Linked DNA regions of Homo sapiens: region 2 is linked to region 1. A link is an interaction called in ENCODE POLR2A ChIA-PET data of the cell type or tissue named here. Cell type or tissue: MCF 10A. All regions are shown on one strand. Links, peaks and the distances in the headings refer to the core of each region. The heading gives the core; the rest is flanking DNA. Region 1 has its middle 17 kb from the start of PLCB4. Region 2 overlaps PLCB4 (phospholipase C beta 4).

The links. ChIA-PET counts read pairs that join two places held together with the same protein. Peaks named below come from ENCODE experiments on the same cell type or tissue, not always from the same donor. Only the 100,000 strongest peaks of a DNase experiment are listed, where the experiment ranks them.
Region 2: POLR2A ChIA-PET joins it to region 1 with 9 read pairs; 2 of 35 experiments call an interaction of 5 or more read pairs at or near these places.

Annotation. Positions count from the first base shown.
Region 1 is chr20:9,050,302-9,053,225 of GRCh38, reverse strand. No RefSeq gene overlaps it. Among named protein-coding and RNA genes, the nearest start is that of PLCB4, 17 kb to the left of the region's middle. RefSeq lists an enhancer at 1,028-2,227. In MCF 10A, for the core only: no CTCF peak of the experiment used is centred there; a DNase peak (open chromatin) is centred at 1,505.
Region 2 is chr20:9,199,196-9,202,119 of GRCh38, reverse strand. The region is part of intron 2 of PLCB4 (phospholipase C beta 4); the gene reads right to left. Among named protein-coding and RNA genes, the nearest start is that of PLCB4, 130 kb to the right of the region's middle. In MCF 10A, for the core only: no CTCF peak of the experiment used is centred there; DNase peaks (open chromatin) are centred at 1,339 and 1,739.

The DNA.
Region 1 (2,924 bases), core at 244-2,743:
GCATACAAAAGGGCTTCAGCAATTTCCACGCATGAAGAAGCACAAAGGATAGAAAAGGAAGCAAACCCAGTAGCTACTTCAGGCTATATGATGCCCAACCCAGAAATGGGGCTGAGGACAAAGGGAGACTTGGCTGCTGCTCTCCACAAGGTCCTCGGTGGGGCAGAGGCAAAACTATGCTGGACATCACCCCAAGAAACAATGCATCACCATCCTAAGGGAAATCACCTTGAAATAGGCCATCAGCTGCATACCCAGCCAGAGGAAGACTGGGGCATGTTCCTCCACCAACAGACAGTCATTTCTATTTCCATTTCTCCTATTTCCTCACTATTTATATAAAACAAAGGATTACAACCTGGAAGGAGAGGAAAGAAACGTTCCCATAAAAGACAACGAATTTCCAGGCTAGGAGCAGTGGCTCACGCCTGTAATCCCAACACTTTGGGAGGCCGAGGCGGGTGGATTACGAGGTCAGGAGATCAAGACCATCCTGGCTAACATGGTGAAACCCCGTCTCTACTAAAACTACAAAAAATTAGCCGGGCGAGGTCGCGGGCACCTGTAGTCCCAGCTACTCGGGAGGCTGAGGCAGGAGAATGGCATGAACCCGGGAGGCGGAGCTTGCAGTGAGCCGAGATCGCGCCACTGCCCTCCAGCCTGGGCGACAGAGCGAGACTCTATTTCAAAAAAAAAAAAAAAAAAAAAAAAGACAATGAATTTCCTTTCTTACATGGGAGAAGAATTAATAATGCTGCCCACACTGCTTCTCTCCCTGAAATTTCCAAGTTTCCAAGTCAGGAGGTAAGAAGATCTCTAAAAGGTCTAAATTAAAACTAATTTAAACTGGAGATTTAAAGTGGACCAATCTGAGTGCAGTGGAGCGTGTGATCAAAGCTTACTGCCTGCTCGACCTGCCGGGCTTAGGTGTGCCTCCTGCCTCAGCCTCTCAAGTAATGGGGACTACAGATATGTGCTACCACACCTGGCTATTTTTTTTTTGTCAGTAGAGATGGGGTCTCATTATATCCCCCAAGCTGGTCTTAAACTCCTGGGCTCAAGGGATCCTCCTGCATCAGCCTCCCAAAGCACTGGGATTACAGTCATGCGTCATAACACCCAGTCTGATTTTTTTTTAGGTAACAAAGTATAGAAAGATATCACTAGTTACCACCAATATTGAGTTCTTTCTTTCTGAGCACATACAAAAAAAAAAAAAAAAAAAAAACCTTACATTTCTCATCCTTCTTGGAGTTAGGCAGAGCTGTGTTTTATTTGTGAATCAATGGACTGTGAGCAAAAGCGACAAGTGATATTTTCATCTGAGAAAGTAAAAATCCTGCAGGGTTTTCTTTTCCTGCTGTGGCCCCCTGAAAATATACATATTAGATTAAACTGAGTCATGAGATGTAAGCAGGCTGGATCTCTGAGTCACCTCTTGGAAGGGAGGTGTCCTGGAGTTCTGCTGGGCCCATAGCAGATTTTCTATGAGTCATAAACCTTTGTGAAATCACTGGGATTCCTAGCTAATTTATAATGACAGGATAGTTTAAGCTATTCTGACTCATGTAGGAATTGAAACTGGAAGTAGAGGGCTGTCATAACACAAACCTAAAATGTTTGGTGGAGACTTGTCAGTTAGGTGGTGAACAACTGGCTAATGTGTATCCGAGTCTGGAAAAACAGTGACGCATATATTACAGGAGCAAAATATTTCTTAAAACAGTTGTCAATGGAACCTTGGGACATGTATTAGATTTTGATTATTACTCCAATGAATTACTACAAATTTAGGCTGAAAGCAACACAAACTTATTATCTTAAAGATCTGTAGTGCAGGAGTCCTATGTGAGTCTCACCAGGCTGAAATCAAGGTGTCAGCAGGCCGCATTTCTTTCTTCAGGCTCCAAGGGAGAATCTGGGTTTTTGCAGTCGGGTTGTTGGCAGAATCAGTTCCTTGCAGTTGTAGCATTGAGATTTACATTTCCTTGCTGACTGTAAACTGAGGGCTGTTCCAGCCTCTAGAGGCTATCTCACATTCCTTGACTTGTTATCCCCTTCCTCCACCACCAAAGCCAGCAAGGGCAGATACAGGCATACCTTGTTTTACTTGTTTCACTTTATTGCACTTTGCAGATATTGCTTTTTTTTTTAATAAATTGAAAATTTATGACAACCCTGCATCAAGCACATCTGTTGGCTCCACTTTTGCAATAGTGTGTTCTCGCTCTGTGTCTCGTTGTCACATTTTAGCAATTCTCACAATATTTCAAACTCTTTCATTATTATCAGGATGATCTGTGATCAGTGATCTGTGATGTTACTATTGTAATTGTTTTGAGGTGCCACAAACTGCGCCAATATAAAGTGATGAATGTTGTGTGTGTTCTGACTGCTTTACCAACTGCCCATTCCCCATCTATCTTCCTTCCCTCTGGCCCCCCTATTCCCTGAGACAACAATATTGAGATTGGACCAATTACTAATCTAACAATGGCCTCTAAGTGTTCAAGGTGAAGGGAAGGGTCACATGTCTGTCACATTTGATATAAAACTAGAAATGATGAAGCTGAGTGAGGTAGGCATGTCAAAAGCAGAGATAGGCTGAAAGTGAGGCCTCTTGCACCAAACAGTTAGCTAAGTTGTGAATGCAAAGGAAAAATTTTTGAAAGAAATTAAAAGTGCTATTCCAGCGAACACACAAATGTTAAGAAACCAAAACAGCCTTATTGCTGATAGGGAGAAAGTTTGTGTGGTCTGGACAGAAGATCAAACCAGCCCAAATATTCCCCTTAAGCCAAAACCTAACCCAGAGCAAGGCCCTAATTCTCTTCATCCTATGACAGAGAGGTGAAGAAGCTGCAAAATTTGAAGTTAATGCAGCAGGTGACATTAAGTTGAAGCCAATGTTTATTTACCATTTC
Region 2 (2,924 bases), core at 176-2,675, 150 kb before region 1:
TTCAGGAAGCGTAATGTATTTTGGGATTCATCTGTGTTGGTGCATGCATCACTAATTTGTTCCTTTTTACTGCTGAGTAGTATTTTATTGTATGGATATGCCAGATATTATTTTTTCATTCTCTAGTTGAGAGATACCTGGATTGTCTCCAGTTTCTGATGACTCTACATGAAGCTACCATAAACACTAGTGTACAGATTTTGGTTTATGCATAAGTTTCCATCACTTAGGTAAATACCCACAAGTGGCATGGCTGGGTTATATGTATTATATGTTTAACACTGTAAGAAACTGTCCAACTGTCTTTCAAAGTGGTGGCACCATTTTGCATTCCCAACAATGCATGGGAATCCCAGATACTCTGCATTTTCACCCACTTGGTACCATCTAGTTTTTTTTCTTCTTATTTTAGCCATGCTCATAGGTGTGTGATAATATCTCATTGTGATTTTTAAAATGATGACTCTTTGCAATCTGTCAAATGTTAGAGTACCATGTATTTCTACCTTTCTACCTTTAAATAAGTAATGTATTATTATGTCCTTTTTAAAAACAAGGCAAGAAGCCCAGACAGTTAAGTAAATTTACACAGTTATAACATGCAGAAGATCTGATTCCAGAAGAAATATTCCCTCTACAAGGTTGCATATATGTGCCTAATACCTACCAATATTAATATTACACCAATAATAATAATCACAATAGATTCCCATTTAGCAATAGGAAATAATTCTAATACATCATAACTTTTATGAGTATAAAAATCCTACATTATTGATAATGCAAACACATGCATATGCAATTATATATATACAGTACTATACACACAGGTACATTTTATTATAAAAGGCAGTTTGTCAAGCATATTGATAGTTTAAATTTAATTGCAAAGGGAGGAGCATTTAATATTTAGAAAACACAAAATTATACCAGTAACATTACATAATTGCATAATAATGATCTGATTATAAATATTAGCTGTTCCAAGGAAGATTTCCATTTTTAAACAACTTATTCACTTTTTATTCTGTTACTGTTTGTACTTTAAGAAAACTAAATATATGATATGGAATTTTTACCATGTCTGATTTCTTCCCACTTTGTTGTCATGTTTACCTGCCTTCTGCTGCTGAGGATCATTTTATGCATTCCTTATCTATTCCCATAGATGGAACAGGAAATTAAATGTCTTTCCATGAAAAATAGTTATTTTACTCATTCAACAAATATTTATTGCATTCCTAGCAAGCTGGGGGGAGGGGAGGGGTAGTGGTTACCACTTGAGATAACTGGCCTTGGCAAGGGTGTCACTCATGAAGTGACTTATGAGCAAAGACCTGAGAGAAGTGAGTGAGTCAGCCTCAAGAAGACTGAGAGGAAGAGGAATCCAGGGAGTGGGACCAGCAGATGCAAAGGCCTTGAGGGGAATGCTGTATTCTGCAAGGGTGAAGAGACCAACGTAGCTGGAAAACAGCAAGTGAAGGAGGAGGACACCAGAAGGGATGAAATCAGAAAGGTAAAAGGGAGTCAGATCACAGAAAAAGACAATGATTGGATCTGATTTTCAATTAAATGGGAAGCAATCAGAACATTCTGAGCAGTAGTTGCCTGGTCTGACCTAAGTTTTAAAGGAACACTTTGTCTTTTGGAGAACTGACTACGGCAGGGCAAGAACAAAGCACCGAAACCAGCTAACAGGCTACTGCAAGAGTCTGAATGAGTGATGACAGTGGCGTGGTCAAAGGCGGTAACAGTTAACATTGGGAAATGCTGTTGGATTCAGTACAGATTTTGAAAACAGAGACAACAGCATTGGTTGATGGATTGCATTCAGACGTGTAAGAAAGGGAAATGATTTCAAACCCAGCATTGAAAAAGTTAAAGAAACTACAATCACTTAGTCTGAAAAACAATGAATAGTTTTAACATGAATCTTTAAGAAGCTAAAACACAGTGACATACTAAGTAGCTGGTATCCATTTTTGAGAGTCAAGAGTGAAAAACGGGAAACTGAGACTGTCATTTTCAATAACTAACTTTGGGAACATCTGCTGCTATCACAGAGGGAAAGTCATTGAGAATTCTGAGTAAAGATCAAAATCAGAATACCATTCTCTCTCTCCTGCCCTTGATGACTTTTATGTAATATATTCCCAGTGAGCTATTGTAGGCTGAGATTGACAGGAATCAGCCAGAAGATGGATTAACAACAGATAAACAGGTTGACTGAAATGTAAATAGATGAAGATTAATGCAGTGGAGAGCATGAACAACATGCAGGAAGAGATAAGACTCAAAATAAGTAAATTGTAATTTTAAAAATTTCGCATGCTGCAACAATTGTCTGAAATAATAAAAATCTGGGAGACCTGGCATTTAGAATACCAATTTTTGTTCATTTCTCTCAGAAAATTAAGGATGCTGTTAAGATCAAAACCATTTGTTATGAATATAACCTAGTGTTTCAAGACTAAGAATAATGATTTTAAAGAAATTCAGGACAATTTCGAAGAACCAGAGAAACTGGAATTGTAAGTGGTACCGGACAACCTTCCCCTAGATTTCAGTGTCCCCACCATCTGAGATCCAAGAGTGAAAGAAACAGTCAGTGCTAGGCTAACAGGGTTCTCAGGATTCCATCAGTGATGGGAACATTGAAAAAGCCAACTTGGAATCAAATACTCAACGTACCGTCCTTTAGGTTTATTCTCAAAGTTATCTAACATGGGGTTTCTACACTGTTTAATAAATGCTTATTGAATGAATAAATGAAACTTTCCACCACTGTTGGGATGGGGAGGGTAGGAAGAAAAACACACCTCCATTTTTATATCCTTCTTTCCCAAGGCAAACCCAATGTACTTCCCTAGTTATGATTCTAGGGACTTGTCAAGGTGATTTAGTGTTACAATCCAGAGCTTTGA